2 separate regions of the Homo sapiens genome follow, and region 2 is linked to region 1. A link is an interaction called in ENCODE POLR2A ChIA-PET data of the cell type or tissue named here. Cell type or tissue: Panc1. All regions are shown on one strand. Links, peaks and the distances in the headings refer to the core of each region. The heading gives the core; the rest is flanking DNA.

Region 1 (16,154 bases), core at 5,497-13,496:
GATATGCAAGTGTTCCAAACAGATAAATAAAATTGATTAATAATTGATACAAGTAGCTATTGTTACTTTTGAAGTAGTATGGCCTTTAAAATTCTTTGGATAAAGATAACTCATCTCTAACTCCAGGATTGTGAGCTTCTAAATAAAAGCTAAAAGCTTGGAGTGTCAAATAATCCCAGAGAATTTCATGGAAAAAAAGGAGGATGAGGAGGAGGAGGAGAAGGAGGAGGAGGAGGAAGGGGAGAAGGAGGAGGAGGAAGAGGAGAAGGAGGAGGAGAAGAAGGATGAGGAGAGGAGAAGGAGGAGGAGGAGGAAAAGGAGGAGGAGGAGGATGAGGAGAAGGAGGAGGATGAGAAAGAGGAGGATGAGGAGGATGAGAAGAAGGAGGATGAGAAGGAGGAGGAAGAAAAGGAGGATGAGGAGAAGGAGGAGGAGGAGAAGGAGGAGGATGAGAAGGAGGAGGATGAGGAGGAGGAGGAGAAGGAGAAGGAGGAGAAAAAGGAGGAGGAGAAGGAGGAGGAGGAGAAGGAGAAGGAGGAGGAAGAGGAGAAGGAGGAGGAAGAGGAGAAGGAGGAGGAGGAGAAGAAGAAGAGACAACAGAGTCAGAGTCCCTTTCACACTAGGATTTCTCTCTTTCATTCTGGAAGTTTTACTTCTAATATTACAAAGGACTTCATTGAAGCCAAGCGGAAAGTTGAACTTGTGACAAGAGTGTGTATGCTGTGAGAATGAAACTGTACTCTAAGCAAACTTGGTTTGGCAAAGTATGTAAGAGGGCACAGCATAACTTTTTTTTTGACATTTGAAGTATCTACTTTTTTCTTTGATAAACGTGGACTCAAAAATTTAAACAAGAGTCCAGTACATTTTGAAAACTTCTCTCTTGCAAAGAAAAAGTGTCATATAGGAGAACTTTGCTTCCCTTAGCACAGCAGAACACAGAACCTCTGTGGCCAATCTAGAGATTTGAGGAGGCAATATGAAAAGGTGGTTATCTAATTCTAAGTGTTTGATTCTGATCCGCCTGAGTTTCCTCTTCTCAGGTCTTTCTCACTGGGGCCCCGATTCATATTGTCATGCTGACTTCATTGGTTCTTGGAGTTCGTTTTAGTTTGGATTCAACGGAAATTAAAACCATAAAACACAAAAAAAATTCAGACGCATGCTACAACATGGATGATCCTTGAGGATCTAATGCTAAATGAAATAAGTCAGTCACAAAAGGACAAATATTGTATGATCTTCTTCATATTAAGTACCTAGTTAGTGAAATTTTTAGCAACAAAAGGTAAAGTGGTTGTTGCCAAAGGCTGGAAGAATAGAGAGCTATTGTTTAATGGGCACAGAGTTTTACTTTGGGAAGATAAAAAGTGCATGGAAAATCCCCTACCTCAGGTGCTTCTTAATGTAATTGAAACATCATGCGATATTTAAAAAAATTATCTAATAAAAAGAAGTGAATAGACATACCCAAGAAATAGTGTTACAGTAACAGCTTAGTTTGCAGTCTTAGAAAACTTTCTCTTTGCTTGAATCTTGTATTTCCTAAAATACGTTCACCTCTAGGCAAAGAGTATCACCTGTCACCTGACATCTGGGAGTTCCTTCTGAAGCACTTCAGCTTCATATAGTTAAAAGCAGAGACACAGTTTCCCAGTCTGTAGCTCGCAAAGTTATCTCTCACTCAGTTTGGGAAATGAGTGGAGACAATGGGTACCAACAGAGATTGTAGCTTTATATGGGCCCACCCCAGACAGCAATTAACCTCCACATAGCCACACATACAGCAACAACATAGTCATGTTAAAAACTTCCAACAATAGGTAGCCAAATCATAGAACTGTCATTTATGAAGCTCCTATTATGTGCCAAGCAGTATACTAGGTTCTTTACATGCTAAATTTTATTTAAGGCAAAAACTACATGATATTTAAAGTAATATTCTTTAAATACCTATGAATGGATTTCACTTCTTTTTTAGAACTCAAAGTTTAAAATTTTTCTTATTGTGGTAAAATATGTATAAAATAAAATTTACCAATCTAACAATTTTCACATATATAGTTCAGCACCATTAAGTACATTCACATTGTTGTATTATTATAACCATCACCGTCACTCACACTCAGAACATTTTTATCTTTCCAAAGTAAAACTTTGCGCCCATTAAACAATAACTCTCCATTCTTCCAGCCTTTGGCAACAACCATTTTACCTTTTGTTTCTAAAATTTTGACTAATTTAGGTACCTAATATGAGGGGGATCATACAATATTTATCTTTTTATGACTGACTTATTTCATTTGGCATAAGGTCCTCAAGGTTTATCCATGTTGTAGCATACATGTGAATTTCCTTGCATTTTATGGTTAAATAATATTTCATTGTATGTATATATTACATTTTGTTTATTTATTCATCTATTCATGGACATTTGTGTTGCTTCCACCTTTTGACTATTATGAATGATGCTGCTATGAACGTGGTTGTGCAGAAGTCAAAGTTTTAATAGTTCAGGAACTGTATTTATTTGAATGCTTGTTTATAGGAGACATAAGACCCAGTGTTTCTTAGACCAGTAGAATGATCATGATTAACATTAATTGATTGTACATTTCAAAATAGCTAGAAGAGAATAATTCAAATATTCCTATTGCAAAGAAAAATAAATGTTTAAAGTGATGGATATTCTAATTACTGAGTTGATTAAATGAATATATCAAATTATCACATGTACAGCAAAAATATGTACAGCTATTATGTATCAATACAATTAATTGATTGATTTTAAAAAATCTGGCAATAAACTTCTTTCACAGATTTTTAGTGATTCCTGCATTTCTTTAAACAGTTAAGTATAAAATTAGTGGTCTCCTTTATAGCTGACACTTAAACCACTTCAATACTTAGAAACAGATAATAGCATTCTTAGGGAAAGCAAAAAGGGAATATCTGTAAATACTTAAATTGAACTTGACATATAATTTATTTTTAATCAAAATATGTTAAAATGTTATTAATGTCATGAAAACACATTATTTAAAAAACTGAGACTAAAGAAGATCTTATAATAAAAGCGTATCACTTCTTTCCACACTCAGTCCCTCAATAACAAGTATTTTTAAATGTTTTAGCTATTTTGTTCTGGTAGAGAATGCCATGTCTCTAAATATTGTGTTTGAACCAAGTTTTTAAAAAATTACTTATACATATGAAATTAACCCCTGCGGAATTTCTCTATAATGACTGATAATCCAGTCCCCTTATACTTGTCTACCACTTCTGTTCTATAATCATAATTAAGTCATCTGGACTTGTTGATATGAAATATTTGTAAATAATTAACCGCATTTACCTAACCTATGAAAATACTGTTTACTGAAGACAGAAGTATTATATGATCATAATATTTCTTCTTTTACAGGTTTTGGCTTACTTAGAGTTTTGATTTAATTTTCCAATTAAAACTATTTTATCCTTCTTTTTTTAATTTAACTATTATATTTTCCCAAAGACCAGTGATCCAGGACCCCTCAACTCAGGTTTTTCTCTGTCTATTTTATTCCCTGGTTGAACTTTTTATTTGCTGGAACATGTGTCTTCCCTCATTATAGGCTTATTTACTTGTTTTGTTGACACATATCTTCAGAGAACTTCCTAAGGAAGATTGTAAAGGAGAATTTTCTGAGCTTTCACATATCTGAAAGTGGTTTTTTCTTCTACCCTAACACATGATTGGTAGTTTTTCTGGATATAGAATTCTAGGTTGAAAATTATATTACTTCAGAGCTTCCTCTGCCTTTTAAGTGTTGCTGATGACAAAGATGATCCCAGTCTGATGATTATTCTTCATAGTGATTTGGTTTTTCCAAAAGGAAACTTTTAACTAGACTTTCTAAATTTTCTAATGATGTACTCAGCTGTGTGGGGGTGTGTGTGTGTGATTTTACAGAACACTTGCAGAACTGCTTCAGATTGAAAATTCAACCTTCAAATCAGGAAAATTCTCTATTATTTCTTTGAGAATGTCTTGCTTTCTATTTTTCTCTATTCTTTTTTCTATAACATATTAGTAATTGGTGTCATTTTCCATGTTTATTTTCATTTTTCTTATATTATCCATCTGTTATACTTATTTCTACTTTCTTAGATATTTGTTTTATGTTTCAAACTTTGTATAAAATTCACTACTTCACTTACCATATTTAAAATTCCTAAGAACTTATTTTTGTCCCCTAATTGATCCTTCCTCACAGCATTCCTTTTTTTATTATAAAATATCTTCCTTAATCTCTTTAAGAATACTAGGTTTTTAAAGTTCTCTTCCTTTTGAAATATGTTATAAGCTTAATTTTAAAACAGTTTTAGGTTTACAGAAAATTGTGAAGATGGTACAGGGTATTTTCATATACCTACCTCTGATTTTCCCCTATTAAAAGAATATTTTACATTGGCAGGGTGTATTTTGTCACAATTAATAGGACAATATTGATAACTATGACTAACTGAAGTCCCTAAATCAATGTACTGGTCATGCATTTTGTAGCATGTATCTCAATTAAGATTTATCTGAGAAATTGCTTTATGAATCTGAGTGCTCCTGTATTGGGTGCATATACATTTAGGATAGTTAGCTTTTCTTGTTGCATTGATCCCTTTACCATTATGTAATGCCCTTCTTTGTCTTTTTTGATCTTTGTTGGTTTAAAGTCTGTTTTATCAGAGACTGGGATTGCAACCCCTGCTTTTTTTTTTTTTTTTTTTTTTGCTTTCCATTTGCTTGGTAAATATTCCTCCATCCCTTTATTTTAAGCCTGTGTGTGTCTTTGCACATGAGATGGGTCTCCTGAACACAGCACACCAATGGGTCTTGATTCTTTAACCAATTTGCCAGTCTGTGTCTCTTAATTGGGGCATTTAACCCATTTAAATTTAAGGTGAATATTGTTATGTATGAATTTGATCCTCTCCTTATGATGCTAGCTGATTATTTTGCCCCTTAGTTGATGCAGTTTCTTCATAATGTTGAATGTCTTTACAATTTGGTATGTTTTTGCAGTGGCTGGTACCGGTTTTCCCTTTCCATATTTAGTGCTTCTTTTAGGAGCTCTTCTAAGGCAGGCTTGGTGGTGATGAAATCTCTCAGCATTTGCTTGTCTGTAAAGGATTTTATTTCTCCTTCACTTATGAAGCTTAGTTTGGCTGGATATGAAATTCTGGGTTGAAAATAATTTTCTTTAAGAATGTTGAGATCTACAAAAAGACTTAGACTTCCACACCATAATAGTGGGAGATTTTAATACCCCATTGTCAGTATTAGACAGACCAGCAAGACAGAAAGTTAACAAGGATATTCAGGACTTGAACTCAGCTCTGGACCAAGCAGACCTAATAGACATCTACAGAACTCTCCACCCCAAATCAACAGAATATACATTCTTCTCAGTGCCACATCGCACTGATTCTAAAATTGACCACATGATTGGAAGCAAAACACTCCTCAGCAAATGCAAAAAAATGAAAATCATAACAAACAACAGTCTCTCAGACCACAGTGCAATCAAATTAGAACTCAGGATTAAGAAACTCACTCAACTACATGGAAACTAAACAACCTGCTCCTGAGTGACTATTGGGTAAATAACGAAATTAAGGCAGAAATAAAGAAGTTATTTGAAACCAATTAGAACAAAGACACAATGTACCAGACTCTCTGGGATACAGCTAAAGTAGTGTTAAGATGGAAATTTATAGCACTAAATGCCCACAAGAGAAAGCAGAAAAGATCTAAAATTGACACCCTAATATCACAAAAGAACTAATGAAGCAAGAGCAAACAAATTCAAAAGCTAGCAGAAGACAAGAAATAACTAAGATCAGAGCAGAACTGAAGGAGATAGAGACACAAAAAACCCTTCAAAAAATCAACGAATCCAAGAGCTGGTTTTTTGAAAAGATTAAAAAAATAGATAGATTGCTATCCAGACTAATAAAGAAGAAAATAGAGAAGAATCAAACAGACAATAAAAAATGATAAAGGGGATATCACCACTGATTCCACAGAAATACAAACTACCATCAGAGCTTACTATAAACACCTCTATGCAAATAGACTAGAAAATCTAGAAGAAATGGATAAATTCCTGGACAATTACACCCTCCGAAGACTAAACCAGGAAGAAGTCAAATCCCTGAATAGACCAATAACAAGTTCTGAAATTGAGGCAGTAATTAATAGCCTACCAACCAAAAAAAGCCCAGAACCAGAAAGATTCACAGCTGAATTCTTCCAAAAGTACAAAGAGGAGCTGGTACCATTCCTTCTGAAACATCCAAACAATAGAAATTGAAGGACTCCTCCCTAACTCATCTTATGAGGCCAGGATCATCCCGATACCAAAACTTGGCAGCGACACAATGACAACAAGAAAAGAAAATTTCAGGCCAACATTCTTGATGAACATTGATGCAAAAATCCTCAATAAAATCCTGGCAAAGTGAATCCAGCAGCACATTAAAAAACTTATCCACCATGATCAAGTCAGCTTCATTCCTGGGATGCAAGGCTGGTTCAACATACTCAAATCAATAAACATAATCCATCACATAAACAGAACCAATGACAAAAACCACATGATTATCTCAATAGATGCAGAAAAGGCCTTAGATAAAATTCTACACCACTACATGCTAAAATCTCTCAATAAACTAGGTATTGATGGAACATATCTCAAAATAATACGAGCTATAGATGACAAACCCACAGCTAATATAATTCTTAATGGGCAAAACCTGTAAGCATTCCCTTTGAAAACCACACAAGACAAGGATGCCCTCTCTTACCATTCCTATTCAACATAGTATTGGAAGTTCTGGCCAGGGCAATCAGGCAAGAGAAAGAAATAAATGGTATTCAAATAGGAAGAGAGGAAGTCAAATTGTCTCTGTTTGCAGATGACATGCTTGTACATTTAGAAAACCCCATCGTCTCTGCCCAAAATCTCCTTAATCTGATAAGCAACTTCAGCAAAGTATCAGGATACAAAATCAATGTGCAAAAATCACAGGCATTCCTACACACCAATAATAGAGAACAAAATCATGAGTGAAGGCCCATTCACAATTGCTAAAAAGAGAATAAAATATCTAAGTATACAACTTACAAGGGTTGTAAAAGACCTCTTCAAAAAGAATTACAAACCACTGCTCAAGGAAATAAGAGAGAAGACAAAAAAATGGAAAAACATTCCATGCTCATGGATGGGAAGAATCAATCTCATGAAAATGGCCATATTGCCCAAAGTAATTTATAGATTCAGTGCTATCCCCATCAAGCTGCCATTGACTTTCTGTACAGAATTAGAAAAAAAAAACTACTTTAAATTTCATATGGAACCAAAAATGCACCGGTATAGCCATGACAATCCTAAGCAAAAAGAACAAAGCTGGAGGCGTCACATTACCTGACTTCAAACTATATTACAAGGCTACAGTAACCAAAACAGCATGGTACTGGTACCAAAACATATATATAGACCAATAGAACAGAACAGAGGCCTCAGAAATAATGCCACACATCTACAACCATCTGATCTTTGACAAACCTGACAAAAACAAGAAATGGGGAAAGGATTCCCTATTTAATAAATGGTGTTGGGACAACAGGCTAGCCATAGGCAGAAAACTGAAACTGGACCCCTTCCTTACACCTTATACAAAAATTAATTCAAGATGGATTAAAGACTTAAATGCAAGACCTAAAACTATAAAAACCCTTGAAGAAAACCTAGGCAATACCATTCAGGACATAGGCGTGGGCAAAAACTTCATGACTAAAACAACAAAAGCAATGGCAACAAAAGCCAAAATTGACAAATGGGATCTAATTAAACTAAAGAGCTTCTGCACAGCAAAAAAAACTATCATCAGAGTGAATGGGCAACCTACAGTATGGGAGAAAAATTTTGCAATTTATCTATCTGATAAAGGGCTAATATCTAGAAGCTACAAAAACTTAAACAAACTTACAAGAAAAAAACAAACAGCCCATCAAAAAGTGAGTGAAGGATATGAACAGACACGTCTCAAAAGAAGACATTTATGCAGCCAACAAACATATGAAAAAAAAAGCTCATTATCAGTGGTCATTAGAGAAATACAAATTAAAACCACAATGAGATACCAACTCATGCCAGTTAGAATGGTGATTATTAAAAAGTCAGGAAACAACGAGTGCTGGATAGGATGTGGAGAAATAGGATTGCTTTTACAATGTTGGTGGAAGTGTAAATTAGTTCAACCATTGCAGAAGACAGTGTGGTGATTCCTCAAGGTCTAGAACCAGAAATACCATTTGACCCAGCAATTCCATTGCTGGGTATATAACCAAAGAATTATAAATCGTTCTACTATAAATACACACGCACCCATATGTTTATTGAAACACTATTCACAATAGCAAAGACTTGGAACCAACAAAAATGCCCATCAATTATAGACTGGATAGAGAAAATGTGGCACATATACACCATGGAATACTATTTAGCCATATAAAGGATGAGTTCATGTCCTTTGCAGGGACATAGACGAAGCTGGAAACCATAATTGTCAGCAAACTAACACAGGAACAGAATACCAAACACCGCATGCTCTCACTCATAAGGGGGAGTTGAACAACGAGAACAAATGGACACAGGGAGGAGAACATCACACACGAGGGCCTGCGAGGGGTTGGGGAGCTAGGGGAGGGCTAGCATTAGGAAAAATACCTAATGTGTATGACGGGTTGATGGGTGCAGCAAACCACCATGGCACGTATATACTTGTGTAACAAACCTGCACGTTCTGCACATGTATCTGAGAACTTAAAGTATAATTCAAAAAACTTGCATAACTTTTTTTTTTTTTTTTTTTTTTTTTGAGACGGAGTCTTGCTCTGTCGCCCAGGCTGGAGTGCAGTGGCGCGATCTTCGCTCACTGCAAGCTCCGCCTCCTGGGTTCAGGCCATTCTCCTACCTCAGCCTCCAGAGTAGCTGGGACTACAGGCGCCCGTCACCAGGCCCAGCTAATTTTTTGTATTTTTAGTAGAAACGGGGTTTCACTGTGTTAGCCAGGATGGTCTCGATCTCCTGACCTCGTGATCCGCCCGCCTCTGCCTCCCAAAGTGCTGGGATTATAGGCGTGAGCCACCGCTCCTGGCAAAACTTGCATAACTTTTATGCAAGTTTTAAAAATACAAAATTTTCTCCCTAAAGTTAAAAAAAAGATTTATCTGATATTTTTCTCATAATTAGGCTAGAATTTTTGGGTTTGGAGAAGAAACCCATAGAGATAAGAAGTCATATACTCGTTACATCACATCAAAGATATTATGTCATCTTTATCATGTCAATATGATTTATTACAATTGACGTTAACCTTGAACACCCACCCAGTGCTGTGGCTCATGGTTCCTGGAACTACAAGGTACTTCTGGCTTATGTAGTATGTTTTATGCTATAGTTTGAGAATCAACCATTTTCTCAAGGATCCCTGGTTCCTATTACTGGGGAGTGGTATTAGAAAACAAGTTCTGGATAGTAAATATATTCATTACTACTGGGGCACTGTTGCTTTTAGATATATTCAGCTGGCAATGCAAGGAAATATATGTGTGAATACTAACCAAAGTTTGTACATATATCTATAAATTATTCTGTATGTAACCACTCACTTGAACAGTGAGAAACCTAGCTCCCACTATCAGCTACCTTTTTACTTAATTGTTCAATTCTATATATAGTGGTTTTAGATTTGTTATCCTGTACCTCCATGGTAATCAACATTACCGACCAGAAAACAATCTTATGTACTGTTTCTTCTGCCTTTACACTATAAAATTCCACGAGTTAGTTTTTACAAATGCATAGTGTCCTGCATATACCAATACAATATCATATAGGATAGTTTTATTACCCTGAAAGATTCCTTGTGTTTCACCTATTCAAACCTCCCACAAAAGTCTTAGCAACCACTAATCACATAATTGAAATAATACAGTATGTAGCCTTTTCAGACTGGTTTCTTTCACTTAGCAATATGCATTTAAAATCCATCTATGTCATTTTATGCCTCAATTGTTCATTTCTTTTTATTGCTGAATACTAATTCATTTTATGAATAAACCAGCTGGTTTATCTATTCACCTATTGAGAGACATCATGTTTTGCTTCCATTTTTGCATTTAAGAATAAAGTATTATAAACATCCTTGTTCAGGTTTTTCTGTAGTTTTCAAATCAGTTTGGTAAATACCTCACAACATGATTGCTGGGTAGTATGATAAGACTATGTTTAACTTTCTAAGAAACTGCTTGAGTGCCTGTACCATTTTTGATTCCCAACCCCAATGAATGAGAGTTCTTTGTTCTTTTTTTTTTTTTTTTTTTTTTTTTTTTTTTGTGAGATGAAGTCTCTCTCTGTTGCCCAGGCTGGAGTGCAGCGGCGTGATCTCGGCTCACTGCAAGCTCCACCTCCTGGGTTCATGTCATTCTCCTGCCTCAGCCTCCCGAGTAGCTGGGACTACAGGCGCCCGCCACCATGCCTGGCTAAATTTTTTTTTGTATTTTTTAGTAGAGACAGGGTTTCACCATGTTAGCCAGGATGGTCTCGATCTCCTGACCTCGTGATCCACCTGCCTCGGCCTCCCAAAATGCTGGGATTACAGGGGTGAGCCACCACGCCCAGCCAAGAGTTCTTATTATTCCATATTCTCATCAGCATTGGGGATTGTCAATGTTTTGGATTTTTGCCATTTAGCCAGAGGTCCAAAAAATGATAATCCTAATAGATAGGTAGTGATATAGCATTATTGTTTTAATTTTTAATTACTTAATGAAAAATTATGTTAAGCATCTTTTCATATGCTTATTCTCCATTTGCATATTTCCTAGAGTGTCTATTCAGATTTTTAGCCCACTTCTTATTAATTTTTTACTAGTAAGTTTTAAGAGTTCTTGTATATTTTGGATACAAGTCTTTTATAAGATATATAACCTTGGTTGCTTTTTAACTCAAATTCAACAATGATACACTGGGCAACTGCAATTAAAACTTCAGGGTACAAGTTACTTAGACTACAGAGATGATCTATTGTTCTTTTTCAAAAGGAGCTTATAATAAAATGAGGCATAAGACAAATAAAATATAAACTAAATATGGCCCTTTGGTGAAGAATGCACAACCACCAAGTAAATGAGGTAACCCACAAATGATACCAAAGTTCAGGGGAAAACAAGGCAGTTGGATAATATACCATCATAGAAAGACAGAGAGAGGTACAGATACAGTAGAATAAAAATTAATTATTTTGGAGGTGGTAGTAAAGAAAAAGAGTAATTGTCAAATAATCCTACTTTAGAGCTGAGAATAGAAAGCCTGTTTGTAGTGGTAAGAAAAAATTGAGACATTAGAATTAAAACTTTACTCTGCTTTTCTATGAGAATGACAAAAAATATACCAGTTGGAAAGTAAAAGCATAAATTGACAAAATGACATCAGCAATATGGTGGAGCCCTCATCTCCTCATAGAAACACTAATATAAACAATCATCCATGCATGAAAAAATCCTTCACAAGAGCTCTTAATTTCAGGTAAGAGATTATAGCATCTGAGTGTTGGACATAAATGAGAAAGAATTAATTGAAGAAGGTGGAAAGGACAGTTTTATATTGCTTGTGACGCTCTCTCCTAAGCCTACGCAGCACAGAGCCAAGAGAAACATCCTCTATGTGGGGAAGGAGAGTGGGCTAAGTATCCTACTTCACCCTGGACACTAGTACCAGGTCTATCCCAGTGAACTCTGGTGCTATCCCAACAACCTATGGCCCCAAGCTCCAGACTCCCCTTAAAGACTTAAGCTTCAGACTTGCCCCAGCACCAGGCAAATTCTCATAGCTCAGATTCCAGATTGACCATGTGAATGAATCTAAGATGTTGTTCATTCTTATGGACCCAAACCCTAGCAAGCCAACCAATAGACTACAGCAGAATGCCTGCCTGTGAACTCCACCAACTGGCCTATCTAGAATATCTGGTGGGAGTGATTGGTGAAGAGCTGTTTCTTTTGGAGCCAATGTATAAAGGCTGGAAGCTGTATCTACTTCTTCAAATGTGCAACCACAAACACAAGCCCATAATGATCACAGATAATCAGGGAAACATGACACCAATAGGAATGAGGTAAAGCATAAGTAACTGAAGTTAAAAATCAAGATCTATGAATTGTCTAATAAAGAATTCAAAATAATAATCTTATGCAAGTTCAGTGATCTACAAGAGAACACAGATGCACAATTAAACATAATCAGGAAAACAATATTTGAACAACATTAGAAGCTCAACAAAGAGAAAGAAACACTAAAGTAGAACCAAACAGAAATTCAGGAGCTAAAGAATACAATAACTGAACTGAAAAATATCATACAGAGTTTTAACAGCGGATGTGATAAAGCAGAAGAAAGAATCAATTTGCTGGAAAACGGATCATTTTAAATTACAATCAGAAGAACAATAAATAAATAATAAGAAGAAAGCCTATAGGACTTTTGGTATGACATCAAGTAAACCAAAGAATTACAAAATAGACAAAAATAAGTTTAAAAAATTTGAGAAGACTGAAATCTTTTCTACCACAATGGAATGAAACTAGAAATCAATAACATAAAAAATTGAAAGCATGAACAAATATGTAAAAATTAAAGCCCTGGGCAACAAATGGGTCAAAAAATGAATCAAAAGGGAAAATATTTTGAAGTAAATGAATATTTACTTCAAAATATTTACTTAAATATTTTGTATTTTAAATACTTAAAAATATTTATTTACTTAAAATATTTTTAAGTATTTTACTTAAAGAATATTTACTTAAAAAATATTTTGAAGTAAATGAAAATGGAAACTTACAATATGCAGCAAAAACAGTTATAAGAAGGAAGTTTAGGCTGGGCGTAGTGGCTCACACCTGTAATCTCAGCACTTTGGGAGGCCAAGGCAGGTGGATCACCTGAGGTCAGGAGTTCGAGACCAGCATGGCCAACATGTGAAACCTCGTCTCTACTAAAAATACAAAAATTAGCTGGGTGCAGTCGCAGGCGTCTGTAATCCCAGCTACTTAGGAGGCTGAGGCAAGAGAATTGCTTGAACCTGGGAGGTGGAGGTTGTGGTGAGCCGAGATCACACCATCGCACTCCAGCCTGGGTGCCAGAGAGAGACACGGTCAAAAAAAAAAAAAAAAAAAAAAGGAAGTTTACAGTACAAACACCTGCATTACGGAAAAAGTTAAATAATAGGCTGGGTGCAGTGGCTCATCCCTATAATCCCAGCACTCTGGGAGGCCGAGGCAGGTGGATTACCTGAGGTCAGGAGTTTGAGACCAGCCTGGTCAACATGGTGAAAACCCATCTCTACTATAAATAAAAAAATTAGCTGGGCACGGTGGCAGGTGCTTGTAATTCCAGCTACTCAGGAGCCTGAGACAGGAGGATCACTTGAAACCTGGAGCTGGAGGTTGCAGTGAGCCGAGATCATGCCAATGCACTCCAGCCTGGGCTACAAGAGTGAAACTCCATCTCGAGAAAAAAAAATGAACAATCTAAATTTATACCTCAAGAAATTATAAAAAGAAAACAAACTAAGCTGAAGAAAAGCAGATAAAACGAATTAAAATTAGAGCAGAAATAAATATATTGGAGACTAGAAAAACAATAGGAAAATAAATAAAATTAAGAATTGAGTTTTGGAAAGATAAACAAAATTGACAAATTTTTAGCTAGACTAAGAAAAAAAGAGGGAGATTAAATAGAGTAGCCAGTAAACATTAGCTCTTCAATTGGATCACCCAGTAGGACATATTGGGATTCATCAAGGAAGCAACATGACCCATGGAGCTCAGAGAGGAATGAGACAGGACAGCCACCCACCTGGGATTGGCACAAAGCCAAAGGAGGCTCCTAACCATAGGGAAATGGTGAGTGAGCAAGAGGCCCCAGGGATTCACTTTTGGCAGAGATCTTTACAATACTGGGCACAGGAGATCCTCACTGACCCCCTATCCCCGCGGCCTCCAGATATGCAAAGCTGCATGGAGTCTGGGCAGAGCTGCCACAGAGGCCCACATGAAGCCCCAAGGGCCTTAGACCCCTGAGCACCCTGGCACCAGCTGATGTAGCTCCACCAACAAGGTAGGCCAGGATCTCTCACATACCTTGAGGAAGGGCTACATCCATAGTGCTAAGGAGTGGGCAGACTACAGGCCTTGCCTCCACTATACCTCATGAGGAAAAGCCCACTGGCCTGGGACCCTTGTGCAACCACCCCACTCCTGCCTTAGCATTTGGGCTGGTTGCAGCTCTGCAATTCTCTGGGACAGAGCTTCCAGAGGTAACCCACAGGCCTATAGCTTATACCATTGTTGCAGCCCCCAACCTTACTGCCTTCAGGCTGGGGAGAGAGTGAGGAGCCCAAGAACAATTGCGGTCTTCCAGCACACTGCAGCTCCCTTATGGAAAAGCAGCCAGACTGTTTTCCATGTAGGTTTCTGCCCCTGATACTCATCACTAGGCAGGGCTTCCTGACCTGGGCCCCCAGCATAGCTGTCCTACCGTTACCTGATTATGTCAGTCAGTGGTGGCTCTGGTTTCTCTGGGGTAAAGATCTCAGAGACAATTCACAGGCTCTCTGCCATTGCCGCTGCAATGGTACCACCTTTGTGGTCCTTAGTCTAAGGAACAAAGACCATGATTACTTTGCTGGCACCTCCAGCATGATGCAACACCATACAGAGTGGAGCCCTCTCTTCACTTTGAGCCTCTGATCCTCTGCTCTTCACTAGGCAAGGCCACTGGCTTGGGATGGCAGTGCAGCTGCCCTACCCCCTACTGAACATTTCCCTTTGCAGTAGCTTTATGTCTGTTGAGGTGGAGCTTGCAGAAGCAACTGACAACCCCTTTTCCACTGCTGCTACAGCAGTACCCACCCTTGCTGCCACAACACTGGGGAAAAAACAAAGAGTCTGAGTGCTTCACTTTCACCTCCAACATGCTACAGCCACCCTACAGAGAAAAGGGCAAACTGTCTTCCCTGTAAGAACCCCTGCTTATAACCAGAGAGGGCCCCCCCTGGCTTGGGCCCACAATGCAGCTCCCACACCCCTGGCTGATCGTTTTGATTGGCAGTGGCATTGTGTTTCTCTTGGGTGGATTCCTGAGAGACAAGTGAATGGCTATCTACCAATGCTATTGCCAAGGTCTCTGCTCCTCCCGTCCCCAAGATGAGAATAGAACAAAAAGTTTGAGCTGACCCCAGGGTTGTGGTGTGCAGCCTGGGAATGCCAACCCACGATCTGAGACCAGCACTTGAGTGGAAGAGGAGCTCACACTCTCAGAGTACTGAGAGGGAGCATAGCTGCAAATATAAGAAAATACATAACAGTGACGTGGCCAAGTAAGAGCTTATCCCAGTCATTACACTTAGGCACCATCTACTGGATCACAGCCCAAACTTCAACACCAAAAATACTTTGCTAATATATCCCCATGTTAAAGAAAGGACAACAATTCAGCCACAAATAAAGACCCTACACAAAGCCTCAGCCACCTAAAAAAATCCAAAAATGAAGCCAACTGACTATACTCAAATTATACCATAGTTAAATGAAAATCAGCACATACAGATGAGAAAGAACCAGCTCAAGAACTCTGGCACCTATAAAAGACAGAGTGTCTCCTTACCTTCAAATGACTGCACTAGCTCCCCAGCAATGGTTTTTAACCTGAATGAAATAGCTGAAATGACAGGCATAGAATTCAGAATCTGATGGCAACAAAGATCATAGAGATTCAAGAAAAAGTTGAAACCTATTCCAAGGAATCTAAGAAATCCAGAAAAATAATTCAAGAGATGAAAGACAAAATAGCCACCTAAAGAAATAGTCAAACTTGTCTGATAGAGGTGAAAAGCTCTTTACAAGAATTTCATAACACAATCGGAAGTACTAACAGCAAAATAGACCAAGCTAAGGAAAGAATCTCAGAGCTCAAAGACAAGTTATTTTAATTAATGCAGTAAAACAAAAATAAAGAAAAAATAATTTAAAAATTAAAAAAGAATCTCTGAGA
Region 2 (16,154 bases), core at 5,343-13,342, 56 kb after region 1:
AAACAAGCAAAAAGCTATTTTATATCAACTGCTGACTAATAGGCTTATGAAATTGTGATGACTCAAGAAATGTTTTAAGACTTCCTCATGAACCTTGCTGACAATGTATTGTCTGTGACGAACCACATTTGTTGATTAAGACAATGACTTGATGATAGTGTGCCCCATGGCTACCTCCTTCCCGGTATCAACCAATTCAAACAGCATCATTACTTCAGAAGACGTTTCATATAGTTTCCTCAAAAGGATTAGTGACTTTTAAAAAATCTTTCTAATGAAACAGGAAAGAAATCTGAATAGTGTTAAGCATGGAAAGAAAAAATCGTCCAGTGAAGCTAGTAAATATTCTCAGCAATGTGTTTAAGGGGTTGAACAGAAAATGAAAGATACTATGAATAGTGTTAAAAACCTTTATCTCTTGCTCTGGAAATGGTTTTGATCTTATGTTTGAATGGAAACGTATCTGCTTGAGAATTCACAATATCTCAATGTCAATAATGAGGGAAGTCTATAAAGTCATCTCACAGGAGGAACTAGAAAGAAGCCTGCTCTCCTAATTCTGTGTCCTGCTGAGCTTATCTTTGCAATTGACTCCACATCTCAACTCTCAGAAGAACCCAAACTCTCAGCATATCCCCTTCCTTTACGCTTGCTTAAGACTAGAAACTTCTGTGTTGAGACAGGAGAAAAATCATTTTAGTTTATTATATTGTACTGCTAAACTCTAATTTATAAGAAAAAAATGAGGTGGAGAAAAATAAGGGATATATTAAAAAACAGGACCTAACAATTTAAGTAGGCATAGTCAGGAACTATTAAACAAGAAAATCTGACTTAAAAACTTAAGTCAGAAAAAATATTTACTACATTCATTTTTTGGCTAGAAAGCAATTTTGCATATTTAATATTTTGAGACTTCAAGTGATGGGGCTTGTGCTTTGTGTTGTCTTTTTTTTTTTTCTATTTTATTTCGTCTTTCTCCTTTTCTCTCCCTTTTCCTTCCCTCCCTCCTTACTTTCTGTTTATTCCTCAGAAGTAAAACAAAGCTACTAAAAAAAGGAGGAGAAAGATGAAGGTACCCTAGCAGAAATCTCAGCCAGCAGCCAACACCAACCACGTCCCATGTGAATGAGGCCATTTTTAATTTTCAGCTATTTCAGTTGTTTCTGATTGCACCCACTTAGGTGAGCTTAGCAGAAGAAGCTCACAATAACATGCAGAATTATCAGAAATAATAAATAATTGTTCATAAAATTCAGTTATTAAAAGTAAGAAAAGAATATGGGAAGTTTAAATAACATCCTAAGAGAGTTATACATAGTTGTAGCAGGAAGACTGCCTGTTGCCAGGACCACTTGTATCTGCCTCGTTCTTTATTGCCAGTCTTCCAAATGACACTTTCATACTACACGTGCTATGGGTCATGTGGAGTTTGTAGCTAATTAGAACAGAAAAGAGAAACCTTCCTTCATGGGATTTATGTTTGTTGATTTACTTATTAACACTGCTTAGGACTTACTTTATCCTGCATTATCCTACATGCAATAGGATACATGAGACATTCAGAGAAACCTAGGACATGCCTCTGCCTTCAAAATGTCTAATTCAATTGAACAAGCAAATCTTATAAATGGGACAGTGATCCAGACAATAATATACAAACCAACATGTGATGTATATAGGTATACTTCTGTATCTATGTGGGGCTTAGTTTATATGCAATATTTCACACCAAGCGCTTTAATCAGGACCTGAGAATTCAGAAACAAAGATTTGATTGCAGCTTCTTTTTTTTTTTTTTTTTTTTTTTTTTGAGACAGAGTCTCACTCTGTCATCAGGGCTGGAGTGCAATGGTGCGATCTCGGCTCACTGCAACCTCCGCCTCCCAGATTCAAGTGATTCTCCTGCCTCAGCCTCCAGAGTAGCTGGGATTGCAGGCATATGCCACCCCGCCCAGCTAATTTTTTGTATTTTTAGTAGAGACAGGGTTTCACCATGTTAGTCAGGATGGTCTCGATCTTCTGACTTCGTGATCTGCCCCCTTGGCCTCCCAAAGTGCTGGGATTACAGGTGTAAGCCTGATTGCAGCTTCTAGTAGTTCAAAACTTCCTTATGGTCATAAACAAGGCAGAGGCTGAGTAACTATTTTTCCTACCATAGAATGTCATGTAACCATTAAAAAGAATGGGGGAAGACTGCATCAAAGTAGCATAAAAGGATGCTGAACCCATATTTTTATTTATTTATTTATTTATTTATTTATTTATTTTGAGATGGGGTTTCACTCTTGTTGCCCAGGCTGGAGTGCAATGGCCCGGTTGAACCCATATTTTGAAAGACAAAAGTAAGTTGTATAATAATCTATATAAAGGGATCCCATTTATATAAAAAAGACCTTCATATACCTCTGTGAATAGTATACATGTATCTTTACATATTAAACATGTTTCTCTCTGTATATGCATAAATATGTGCATATAAATCTACATAGAATAGAAAACTAATCCCAAATTGTCACCAATGGTTACCACTGAAGAGCAGTAATATGGAGTAATGATAAGGAACTTGAATGTTTTATTTCAAATATATCTGTAGTGTATGAATTGTTTACAACAAATGATATCATCTATTTTTCTATTAGATTAAGAGGAAAGGAAAAAATCAATATGGTGGGTCTTGTTTTTTAAAGTATACTCAGGTGGTAGAAACAAGTAACTTCTTTTATAATACAAAGGAGGATGTGTTTTGTTTATAGATTCTGGGTGAAATTACAAAAGACAATTCATTTGGAAGACAGAAAGAAGCCCATAAGCTAAAATAAAAAGTAAATCTTTTACGGTAGTTGGCTCTTATTTTACTCACATACTCCAAACTAATCCAAATACTTATCAACAACCAGGAAAAGAATATCTACTTCCCATAGCTACTAGAAAGGAAAGATAACTCTCTCTTTCAAGGGCCACAAGTTTGTGCTTTTGGGTGCTCCTAAAGTCCATCAAGCCTGTACACTGCATTCTAGGAAAGTCAGGGCATATTGTTACATACTCATACAAAGAAAATGCATGTGGTATTTCAGGGTAGTTCTTACCTTCCTAAGTAGAGTTCTTACACATGTGTAAGAGAGATAGCTACTGAGAAAGGGAGAGTGGGAATGTGAAGAGATGCGTAACATGCAACTTAGTAGGAATTTTGATCTGTTTCGTGTTTCTCTGGGTTGGGCACAGCTTGACAGGCTTATATGTGGATCACCACATACCCTCACTTCCCCTTTCCCTATCTCTTCCTCCTTCCTGGCTTTGAGGGATAGGATATAAATGACATCTTCAAAGCATGAGAAGCCACTTGTCTGCAGACTTGTAGGCAGCAGCTCACCCTCATGTGCAAGTCTTCTGGCTCTGGAAACAACTCTAGCTCAGTCTTCTCCACCATGAGCCTCAGACTCAAAGCCACCCCTTCCTGTAACAGTGCCAGACCATTTCATGCCCTGCAGGTGTTGCTGCTTCTGTCACTGCTGCTGACCGCTCTGCCTTCCTGCACCAATGGGCAAAGCAAGAGAAACTTAGGGAAAAGCAAAGGTAGAGACCTGCTGCCTGCACCTGTTGCTGCTTCTGCTATACCTGTGTCTGGGAGAAAGACTAGCTGGTGCCCCTGGGTCTGGAGAGTGCCATTATACTAACAACTCCAATTGGAGGGGGCACACAGAGGGGGCACTTCACATGTGCTGAGCATTCTGCTGGGCACTTTACTAAAGCTTTACAGATCATATTCACAATGGCCTTATGAGAGAGGTACAATTACTGTCAATTTACAAATAAGGAATTGAGCTAAATAGTCATGGCCACTAATAAATCACATTTTCTACTCCACCTGAATGTGTAGACAGTGACTTGTACATTGAACTGTGCTGCGTGTGTGTGAAGTCAGCCTCTGGAATTCATCCCAGCAACATCATCCCAAACATCCACATTTATTTGCTGTTAATTATCATGGGCATGTCTAGTCTAACAGTAGAGTAGAGCAAGAAAAATCAATTAAAATGTATTTGGAAGTAGATTCTCAAATAAAGAGGGCAAAGCATTGTGCAATGGTCAGCCAGGAATTAGGGCTAACCTAGGATGGATCACCAGCACTCATCATTTGGAAGTGGTCAGGTCAGGAGCCCCTTGCAACAAAGTCCAAGTGATGTAAGTCCCTGCTTCTGTGTCATTGCTTCATCAGGAAAGCCCTACACCTTCACCTCCTTCCCCATCTGTATTGTTTTCTGTTTCTCAACAGATAATTCTGTTGTCTCTTACAGAGCCATGCTGAAAGATGGGAGGAAAATGTACCTGGACCCAGAAGCTCCCAGAATCAAGAAGATAGTCCAGAAAATGTTGGAAGGTGATGGGTCAGGTGCTTAATCTGTTCACTTTCTGCCAAACCTGTTTACCTCCCAGGAAGGGCAGGATTTTAAAGCCTTGACTTTTTTGAATTCTTATTTTATCCAAGATACCTACTCTTACTGTATTAAAATCCAGGTATGTTTCCATTCTCTCTCAAAAATCACATTTTATTCTGAGAAGGCTAGTTAAAAGATGACAGAAAGAAGATGAAAATAAGCAAGCCTAGTTTCAACATAGTACATGGTTTACTCTCTAATTCCTGGCTAACCATTGCACAGTGCTTTGCTCTCTTTATTTGAGAATCTCCTTCCAAACATATTTTTGTTGATTTTTCTTGCTCAGTTTTACTGTTAGACTAGACATGCCCATGATAATTAACAGATTTTATAATGGTCAATGATATAAGAACTCACACAGAGCCCAGCATAGAATATTTGGTCAATAAATTTTTGTTAAACTCTTTAGGGATATAATAGAGCTTTCCAATGTGCTAGGATGTCTTGTTTACAACATTCTCTGAAAGATTTTCTAATGTTTATTTTAGCCTTCCAATGCTGAAAATAGTAAAGTTGTTGAATGTTCAGTTTTGTAAGTTGTGATTATTTACTTTAAAGTGAACATATTTGTCACTAGCAGAGTAACAATATATAACAAAAACATATCCAGATATTCTATAAAGAAAACTATGGTATTTTCTGGAACAACAAAAAAAGAAAGTTGAAAGAAATTTAAAATCTTGCCCCAACATTAGATTACTTAGTAGGTGACAGAGTGGGGATTTGAAACTCTGCTCTTAATACTGCACCACACCACTTTTCTTAACTCTGCTTCCTCGAATGAGGAGATTACATTACATATAACATAGTATTATTGGCACACAAAATAGGATTTATTGCATAGATAACATACTGTATACTATAATGATTATAGGAGAAGAAATAATTTCACCTATTCCAACTTGTACGTGGACTTTGGGGAGGTACTCATGTACTAAGCATGTAGTTTACAACTTTTGTGCTATTAAGGAATGCTCTTATTATCTCCTCACCATCATAGGCTCAATACCTTAAAGTGTTTTGTCTATAAAATAAATGTATATATTAAATAATAGCCAAAACGATACATAAATAAACACGTAATAAAGCAGTAAATGCAAATTGCAATTCTTCTCCTTAGTTTTTTTTCTCAATTATTCAAAGTAGCTCAAGCATCTCACTCATATCTGTAGTGTTTTACCACTGAAACTTGTCAACGCCAGCTCCTGAGACATAACACAGTGTTGGCACTACATTTATTCTTCATGAGATGCAGGTATCTCTTATTTTTGTGTGAAGTTATTGAGTTATTCTATTTAGATGCAGAGAAAGGGTAGTTTAGTTGCCACTCGCTGCTGCCTGAATTCCTGTATGCTGCCAATATTGAAATCTCCGGGTAAGATTGTACAGACCTACTATGTTGCCCATTGAAATGTAAAACCATCCCTTTTATTTATTCTCTCCGCTGTTAACTTCAGTTTCAGTTCCATGGAAATGTATGAATTACAATATGTTCTGCCACAGCCATTGAGTTGTACACCAGATGTTTAAAAATACAGTCAAACATTGCTTAACGATGGGGATAAGCTCTGGGAAATGCATCACTAGGCAATTGTTTTCATTGTGTAAACATCATAGAGTGTACTTACAAAAACCTAGTATAGCCTACTACACACCTAGGCCATATGTTATGGCCTATTGCTCCTAAGCTACAAACCTGTACAGTATGCTACTGTATTGAATACTGTAGGCAAATGTAACACAATGATAAGTATTTGTGTGCCTAAATATATTTAAACATAGAAAAGGTACAGTAGAAGTATGCTCAAATAGAAAATGGTAAACCTGTAGAGAGCACTTGCCATGAATGGAGCTTGCAGGACTGGAAGTTGCTCTAGGTGAGTCAGTGAGTGAGTGATCAGCGAATGTGAAGGCCCAGGACATTACAGTCCGATCCTGCAGGCTGTATAAACACTGTACACTTAGGCTACACTAAGTTTCTAAAAAATATTTTTCTTTATTCAATATAAATTAACCTTAGCTTACTGTAACATTTTTATTTTATAAATGTGTTAATTTTCTAAACTTTTTCACTTTCATAATAATACTTCACATAGAATACAAACACACTGTACAGCTATATAAATATATTTTTTCTTTTCTATTCTCATTCTATAAGCTTTTTAATTTTTAATTTTTTCACCTTTTAAATTTTTTTATTGAAAACTAAGACTCCAACATAAAAATTTGCCTATACAAGGTCAGAATCATCAATCACTTTCTTCCACATTCATTTCTTATCTCATGGGCAATAAGACATATGGAGTGGTCATCTTCTAAAATAACAATGTCTTTTTCTGGAATATTTTCTGAAGGGCCTTCCAGAGGCTGATTCATAGTTAACTCTTCTTCCATTAGCAGGAGAAGGAGTTCACTCTAAAATAATGATTAAAGAGTATAATATAGTAAATACACAAACCAGAAACAGTGTTGTTTATTATAATTATCCATTTTTATGTACTGTACATACTTGTATGTCATATACTTTTATGCAACTGGAAGCACAGTAAGTTTGTTTACACCAGCATTACCACAAACACATGAATAATACATTGGCTTGCTATGATTTTACAACAGCTATGGTATCACAAGGCAATAGGAATTTTTTAGCTCCACTATAGTCTTATGGGATCATCATCACTTATACAGTCTATTACTGCCCAAAACGTTGTTATGTGGTGGGTGACTGCACATAAGTCACAGAGAATTGCTATTGAAGAGATCACTATCTTGTGGGAGAGGCAGACAAGTGGACAAATAATTTTGACCATATGTGACACGTGTCAATATAGATGTATGTTCCAATTATATGCTCTAATTGCTCCAATTGAATAGACATAGGAACACGTCAAAGCCTCATCATCATCATTTTCAACACATTATCTTCACTACTGTAGCTACTTTGCACTGAGTCCCTACCAGTACATTGAAATAGTGATAAACGTTATGATATCTAATGTCACAGTGTTTTCCATTTAAGAAACAAAACAATTTTAAACACTTTTAAATACACAGATACACATACACACACATATATATATATATATCTACAATATATGTGTGTGTATGTTTGTGTATTCTGTGAGAAATACGAAGAACAGAGTTCTGCAAGATAGAACAACAAGGGAACACAATTATATATAGCTGTCAGGGAAGGCACACCTGAGGAAGTGATATTTAAGCTGACACCAGAAATATGAATAGGTCTTAGCCAGCTGAATAGGCAGGTGTAGGGAGAGTAGGAGAAAGAATTGCATATTCCTACAAAAATGCAGGTTTGCTGAGCATTAGAATATCAGCTAGTTCCATCCAGTGGGTCCCTGACACCCTTCACCACTGTTAGTCAGAGTGACAGGGAACCTTGGGCTTTGGGTTGAGGGTGTACCTTGCCCTGATCAAGAGCCAAAGTCATTCTTTTTTAGAGAAGAGAAAACGGTCGATATGGATCTCTTCCCCTTTCCCGTGTGGGATTCTGTTGCATCCCCTTCACTGTCACCTCCCATCATTCTCACACCCAACTCCCAGATGCCCTGAATCCTCCCACAGAGAGCATCACTGCTCCCTGCCAACAGTGCAGCCCATCTCACCCTGTCACTGGCAGTGACTGAGGACACAGCAGGCTCTGGAAGACATGGCCTGGCAAACTCTCCTTGTCCTCTCTTCTGGACTATTATTCAGGATTGAAACAATGAAGAAACATCCAGGAGCTAAGTTTTTATAAAAATAATGCATTCAAATATTACTTCTGCAATTTTTCTAAGAGTAACGGGAAATAGATCTTGCATCCTACAGTATACTGGGTGATTGTTGGTGGAGCCTGGTAAATCTCATCCAGAGACTAGGGAAGTTTTCCACATTCAGGTGAAATTCAGAAGAGTCATCACCTAGAGACCAAATTAAACTTATTAGTATTAGAAAACAATTGCAAATAGCACACTCTTCAAACACACAGCCATCAAACTCAATGGTAATCAAGACTGAAGTTAGGAGCATATGGGCAGTTCTTGAGTTGAGAAGGAAACAAGAACTGTCTGGGTCCTGAAGCCACCTGCTGTGTAAGTTGCTTGGTGACTACAGAGAACTCTACTATGATACAACACAGAAAATATTTCTCTTCTAAGATGCAAGTAGTGTTTCTAACTCCACAAATGTAAGTGTATATAAACTGAGGTTGGAGGTATGCATCTTTGTACCACCTCCTAGCCAAGGCAGCTGCCCCCAGCCTTTTGTTTTGTAATCTTGGCTGGCCAGAGTCTGAGTCTTCATAGCAGTGTCTTAGCTCCTGCACCACAGTTCCTCGCTGTCCACCCCAGGCTTCCGGACTGGAAGGACAGTGGGACAGTGACGGGGGATAAAAGAAGCCTGGTGAGGCCAGGAGTCACTGCCTGCAGAACCCCAGCCCGACTTTCCCTGCGCACTGGGATCCTGCTGGAACCTCAGCTGCAACATGAGCTCCGCAGCCAGGTCCCGCCTCACCCGCGCCACCCGCCAGGAGATGCTGTTCTTGGCGTTGCTGCTCCTGCCAGTTGTGGTCGCCTTCGCCAGAGGTGAGAGCAGAAACCAGGCTGGGAGGGCCAGCAGCGGCGAGGGGGAGTCCGGGAAGCCCTGGGGCTGGGGAGGAATCCTCTAGGATCATGATCGCAGCTGCTCTTATTGCGCGCGTGCTGAGTCTGCGGGTACAGTGCCAGGCACTGCACGTGCACCTCGCCACCTGATCAGCACAACCTCTGTCTGAGAGAGGTCTGATTTACGGCTAAGGAAAAGAAAGCTGAAGGTAGTGGAAAAGGTCCCTAAAGTATCTCTGGCTACTCAGGGAGTCACAACTCCCACCCCTCCTCCTCTCTTACTCCCTCCCTTTCCCCCTCAGCTGAAGCTGAAGAAGATGGGGACCTGCAGTGCCTGTGTGTGAAGACCACCTCCCAGGTCCGTCCCAGGCACATCACCAGCCTGGAGGTGATCAAGGCCGGACCCCACTGCCCCACTGCCCAACTCATGTGAGTCCTCGCACTGCATCAGTTAGTGCTCCCGCTCCGTGCCTCCTCTGCCCATCCCTCCCCCTTCTAATGCCATTTGCAAACCCAAGGACTGAAAGTCACGTCTCTTCTCTTTTCCCTGCCAGAGCCACGCTGAAGAATGGGAGGAAAATTTGCTTGGATCTGCAAGCCCTGCTGTACAAGAAAATCATTAAGGAACATTTGGAGAGTTAGCTACTAGCTGCCTAAGTGTGCACTTTCAATCTAACTGTGAAAGAATCTTCTGATGTTTGTATTATCCTTCTTATATTATATTAACGAAATAAATCAAGTTGTGGTATAGTCAATCTATTTCTTAATAATACTGCAAAAATAATGCTGACACATCACAATTTCATATTTTAAAATTTCCAGAATTTTAAGCAAAAAGCATTATGAAGGAAGGCTTGGTTTAATAAAGACTGATTTTGTTCAGTGTTATATGTTAGCTGATACATATTTGTTCATTTATGTGATTGCAGTACTTTATAGCTACATATTTACCTTGAATGTTACAATTAGCTTGCCAATAAATATTAGTAGCTCTTAAGCATTACTCGACAGCTTTTTTTTTTTTCAATGAAGTAAATAAGCAACACTCTGCTTTTATCCCCACAAATTCCTTAACATTGGTGATATTAAGATTCTGGGAACTAAGAGAAGTGTGAGGTAATATTTTCATTCATCCTTTAGGAAGACATTGCTCTACACTGGGGAGAAATGAAGGTGTTATAATGTGGGCATATTAGTTTCCTGTTGCTTCTGTAAGAAATTACCACAAACTCAGTGGCTTAACCAACACAAATTTATCGTCTTGTAATTCTAGGGGTCTCAAGTCCAAAGTAAGTCTTAAAGGTTAAACTCAAGCTGTCCTCAGAGCTGTATTCCTTCTGAAGGCTCTAGAAGAGAATCTACTTCCTCTCCTTTTTCACCAGCATTCCTTGCCTCATAGCCCTTTCTCCAGTCTTCAACCTGCATCACACCAACCTCTACTTCTCCTCTGTCTCTGCTGACTCTTCTACCTTTTATATCCGGCTTACCTCTCATAAGGAGGCGTGTGAATACATTGGGCTCACTTGGATAATTCAGAAACGCTTTCCAACTCAAGTTCTCTAATACATCTGCAAAGATATATATATATATATATATATATATATATATATATATATATATATATATTTTTTTTTTTTTTTTGCCATGTTAAGCAACACATTCATAGTGTCCAGAGAGTAGAACACAAGGATCTCAGGGGTGGGGGGCATTATTCAGCCTACCACCATGGACCAGAAGGCAAGACCTACTTGAGGCAGGAGAAAGCTACAGACCCTTGTTCATGAGCTAGTGCAATTTTAACCTAATGTGACAATGTGTACAGATAGGATTAAGATCTATGATAAAATACAGATGGTACAGTTCAATCTCTGTGGTGGGCTGGAAGGGAGGGAGGTACCTAGGATGACAAATTGATTAAAATAAACAAAATTTACAGAGACTTGTGAATATCATCTAAAATTTCCACATCCACATTGCAAATTAGTATTATTCCTATTATAGAGATGAGGTGACAGTCTTGGGAAGGACGCAGCTTGTTCAGAGGCTGAGCAGATCATTCTGACTCCCTACTTCCTGCTCTTGCTTTCACATTGTGCTGTCTTTCACACAGGAAAGTGGCATGTTAGCGAATTCCATGAACTAGCTGTTGAAGGTGGAGTAGGAATTTGTTGGCGGGGGGGGGCAGGCGGGCAATGGGAAGACTGGAACTGCCTCAAGATAAATAACAAGTAGAAAGACACAAGATCATTTTAAGTCATTTGCATGTTTGTACAACAGTTCATAGCACTGCAGGGTTGGAGTATCTATGGGGAGAGAGAATGAACAAGGGTCTCCCAACCAGTTTTTGCCCACTTAGTGTTTTTTATCTTCAGTATAACTTAATGTACTACCACCCAAACTATCTTTCCAAAACCCAAATATTTCATTTCCCTGAATAAAATATTCAAGATCCGAAGTCCTTAACCTGGCATCCCAGGCTGCGCTACACTCACTTTCCCTCTGTGCCTTAGTTTTCATATGTGTGAAATGAGGACATTATGAGTGTCTAACTTTATGGATTGATTATCTTAAGGACTAAACAGAGGATGCATGCAAAACATTTGGCACAGTTCCTTATATACAGTCTGAGCTTAAAAATTAACAACGATTAATTGTATTATAGTATTATATTACCGGTATCAATATTTCTCTTAATGTACCATTCCAGTTAGTCTGGAGTGTTGAGTAAGAATTTTTTATTTTTTATTTTTTTGTAAGACAGTGTCTCACTCTGTTGTCCAGCAACCTCTGCCACCCAGGTTCAAGTGATTCTCATGCCTCAGCCTCCTGTGTAGCTGGGATTATAGGCAAGTGCCACCAAGCCCAGCTAATTTTTCTATTTTTAGTAGAGACAGGTTGGTCTCAAACTCCTGGCCTCAAGTGATCCACCGGCCTCAGCCTCCCAAAGTGCTTGGATTACAAGCATGAGCCACTGCGCCTGGCCTGAGTAAGGAATTTAACAGAGGGTTGTTTTTTTTTTTGTAATAGGTAGCAAAAAAAATTGCAATAGCAATGAAATTGCTCAAAACAAATGAACTTTGAAGGAGAAAATACTGGAAATCAGATGTGTGTGGTGTGATTTTGTTTTTGCTGCTTTCCTTTTTGTTGCCTGTCTCAAACAGCATACTTAGCTTTATTTAATAATTTGTTGATGTGACTTTTAAAGGGTCAAAAGAGCAAAACAAATTTTGCCAAGTCAAACAATCCTGGAATGCTGGTGCCTCATACATTCTTGCTTCAGAATGACTTTGGTCTAACTGTCCTGAGAACACTTTTGAGTCATGTATTAATCTGTTTTGCATTGCTATAATGGAATACCTGAGGTAATTTATTAAATTAAAAAAAAAGAAGCTTATTTGGCTCACAGTTCTGCAGTCTGTACAAGCATGACACCAATGTCTGCTCAGCTTCTGGTGAGGCCTCAGGAAGCTTTTACTCATGGTGGAAGGCAAAGGGGGAGCAGGCATTTGTGATGGTTAATACTGAGTGTCAACTTGATTGGATTGAAGGATACAAAGTATTGATTCTTCACATGTCTGTGAGGGTGTGGCCAAGGAAGATTAACATTTGAATCAGTGGGCTGGGAAAGGTAGACCCACTCTTAATCTTGGTGGGCACAATCTAATCAGCTGCCAGTGCGGCTAGTATATAAGCAGGCAAAAAAAATGTGAAAAGAGAAACTGGCCTAGCCTCCCAGCCCACATCTTCCTCCCATGCTGGATGCCTCCTGCCCTCAAATATTGGACCCCAAGTCCTTCAGTTTGGGGGCTCGGACTGCTTCTCCTTCCTCCTCAGCTTGCAGACAGCCTATTGTGGGACCTTGTGATCGTGTGAGTTAATACTTAATAAACTCCCCTGTGTATATATATGTATATATTTTTTCCAGCCCAGCTGGAAAGTTAAATCTTCTGGACTACAATGTTCCTTTAATCTCAGTCTCCATCCCTGACCTGGGGTTGGAGTCTCGAGGAAAACCATGAACAACAGCTTCTGTGGTAAAGATGCCACACCAAATCGGATGTTGTCTGGATTGTTGAATATATATGGAATACACACACACACACACACACACACACATGCACACACACACATATTCCATTAGTTCTATCCCTCTAGAGAGCCCTGACTAATACAGTGTGTCACATAGTGAGAGAAAGGGAGCAAGAGAGAAGGAAGTGCCCGATTCCTTTAAATAGCCAGTTTTGTGAAGTAACAGAGTGAGAACTCATTCATTACCGTGTGGAGGGCACCAAGCCATGCATGAGAAATCTTCTCCCATGACCCAAACACCTCCCACTAGGCTCCACTTCCAACACTGGGGGCCACGTTTCAACATGAGATCTGGAGGGAACGCACATCCAAACTGTATTAAGTTACTGCCTTTATCTGCATGGGCATGGGGAGAGGGCTTTGCTCCTTGGAAAATCCCAAGCGACACAGCAACTCCCTGTTGTTGTTTCAACATTCATGGAGTAATAAAGATTCAGTGCACTTAAACTCCCCTCTAGATGGAGGCAGTCAGCATAAAATGTCCACAAATTAGGGACTTACCACATAGTCATGGTGTCTATCAATGAAACAAAACCATCAAAGGACATTTTGACCTTGCAAGTTGTTCTGTATTTTTATTATTGCTTTTTTTCCTTCTAAGACCTTTGTGGTAAAATAAGTTCCTCTGTAATGCATAGGATATTGAAGACTTCTTTGTTTTTAAATACATATTCATATTTTTCTCATTGTAAAAGACAATGCATCTTCACTCTAAGTAACAGAAAACAGAGGCAAAAGAATAGAAACTATTTTTTAAAACTTGTAATTTTGCCACTCAATGTTCTTTTTCTTTTTGGACATATTATCATTTGACATGGTTATAAGTTGAACTGCTAATTTTCAATACAATATCAATTATTTGTACACAATCATAAAGAAAACACTTAGTAATTACTTAAGTGCATTGCAAGCACTTAGGGAGCATTCCTGTCCCAATTTTACAAATAGGAAACCAAGTCCAGGGTAATAGAATTAGTTTTCTTTGGCCAGAGAATGAATAGCTAACCTATGTGATCCAGCATTCACTTATACATATATGTAGATCCTATGATTCTTATATTCATTGTGTGTATATGTATGTGTGTATGAATGTATGTATATATTTCCACACATACAGATACATACACACTCACACAAACATAAAACAAGTTCATAATGCAATACTTATATTTGCTTTGTACTGTGTGTCCTCATATTTTGTGTTCTATTCTACTCTATCCTACCACATTCCATTTTTTAAAAGATGTTGGCCACACCACTATAAAGTGATTTCATAACCTACTGATGTACCATGATGTGTAGTTTAAAAACACTCCTCCAGTTCTTTGATTAAAGAGTTAAGTTGTGACGGTCTATATTGGATTCCACACTCCAGATAAAATGCTTGAAGAGCCATTAGGGGCAGGATACTAAGGCCTAGCTGAAAAGTTAAATCTCCTGGTCTATAGTGTTCCTTTAATCTCAGTCACCATCCCTCACCTGGGGTTGGAGTCTCGAGGAAACCCATGAAAAACAGCTTCTGTGGTAAAGATGTCACACCAAATAGGATGTTGTCGGGATTGTTGAGACTCTAGGTCCTTTTCAGCTTGGGCTACCATTTATATTTCCTGACCATCTGCTTCAGCCGTGTACTGCCTAGCTTGGTCCCAAATGTAAATTGGGTTAAGAACAGAAAACACATCGATTTCTAGGAGGGCTCAAATAAAAGCAGCATATTCACACTCAGTGGACTTAACTAGCTGTTATATAAAATTCTTCCCATATGGGTTTTTTCCTTATTATTCCTGTAGATGCTGGCATTAGCCCAGTGGGCTTTTGAGAAAGACAGTTTGGGTTGTATCTCAGCTTTGACTCTGTGTGACCCTGGGTCTCCTCAGTTCCCTTATTCCAAAACAAGGACAATAAAGCCCACCACACAGGGTACTGAAAAGGATTAAATCACACTTACAATAGGATCCAGTATGGGTTCTTACTCAGAATTGAAACCTAGTAAATAAATGTTTCCTTTCCTCTTCTTGGAGTTCTACTCTCAGGGAACATAACATTTCCAGCAGAAGCCACAATCCCTGAGCTAGCAACCAACTCTTTAAGAATACAGCCAATAAGCCAGTACTTCCCTTGCTCAGAACCACAACCCAAAGCTTGGGTGCAGACAGCTAGTTAAGAAAAAATTTAGCATGACAGACACAAGTAGTATTTTCCTGATAACAACTAAAAGAAAATTAAATAACAAAACCACAATGTTTGTCAGCCAGCATATCTGTAAGATTATAAAATATACAGGACATCTAGTGAACTGTATATTTATACAGGAGGCTGGCTTAGCTATTTTTCCAGGAAAGAAAACAAGAAAAAATAAACTTTAGACTTAAATTTGCCAAGTATTTACTTCTTCACTGAAGCAGGCACAACATGAGGATTATGTCACTATTCAGCATTTGTGGTGAGAGGCAATCCAACTTGAAACAGAGCAGTCAAAACAGAGTTGGAACAGCCAGCTCTTACTTATCAGCTGTGTTGGAGAATCAGTTTTCTTTTCTCAGTAATTCTAGGGATAGCTATAGGGAATGTTAGGAAATAAGCAATAAAGCAATTTACACACGCCTCCATCAGAATAACTATTAAGCTTCACTGTAATTATTCCTTTATCTATTTTCCTACTTTAAATCAGAGAATAAGGATTAAGCCTATTCCATCTCTTCATTCTGGATTTCAGAAAAATGCCTGATAGAGTAGGTGTTAAGTAAATGTGTGTCAAATATTAACTACTTGGAGAAGAATAAATCTGCAGTTAGTGCTGTGAAGTAATGGTGCAGTTGGGTGCTAAGGATAAGCTACTCAGCCAACAGAAAGTTAGTTGAAAATTAAAGAAAGACACCGTTTTCCCAGCTCTCGATCTTGTTAGGCTCACTGATCTCATCAAGTTATTCATAGACATTATAACACACCCATACTATCTGCCTCATCAGTGATTTGTTTGATGTTTTAATTAGAGTCGCATTCGTAACTATTAGGGACTCTG

The links. Peaks named below come from ENCODE experiments on the same cell type or tissue, not always from the same donor. Only the 100,000 strongest peaks of a DNase experiment are listed, where the experiment ranks them.
Region 2: POLR2A ChIA-PET joins it to region 1 with 16 read pairs; 4 of 35 experiments call an interaction of 5 or more read pairs at or near these places.

What each region holds. Positions count from the first base shown.
Region 1 is chr4:73,787,917-73,804,070 of GRCh38, forward strand. No RefSeq gene overlaps it. Among named protein-coding and RNA genes, the nearest start is that of CXCL6, 41 kb to the right of the region's middle. RefSeq lists a silencer at 10,468-10,668. In Panc1, for the core only: no CTCF peak of the experiment used is centred there; no DNase peak of the experiment used is centred there.
Region 2 is chr4:73,844,438-73,860,591 of GRCh38, forward strand. It overlaps PF4V1 (platelet factor 4 variant 1), which reads left to right and starts at 8,859. Exons shown (of 3, transcript NM_002620.4): 1 at 8,859-9,025; 2 at 9,346-9,472; 3 at 9,598-10,046. The coding sequence starts at 8,926. The coding sequence ends at 9,685. It also overlaps the pseudogene PPBPP1. In Panc1, for the core only: a CTCF peak has its summit at 8,953; no DNase peak of the experiment used is centred there; H3K4me3 peaks cover 1,165 bases; H3K27ac peaks cover 991 bases.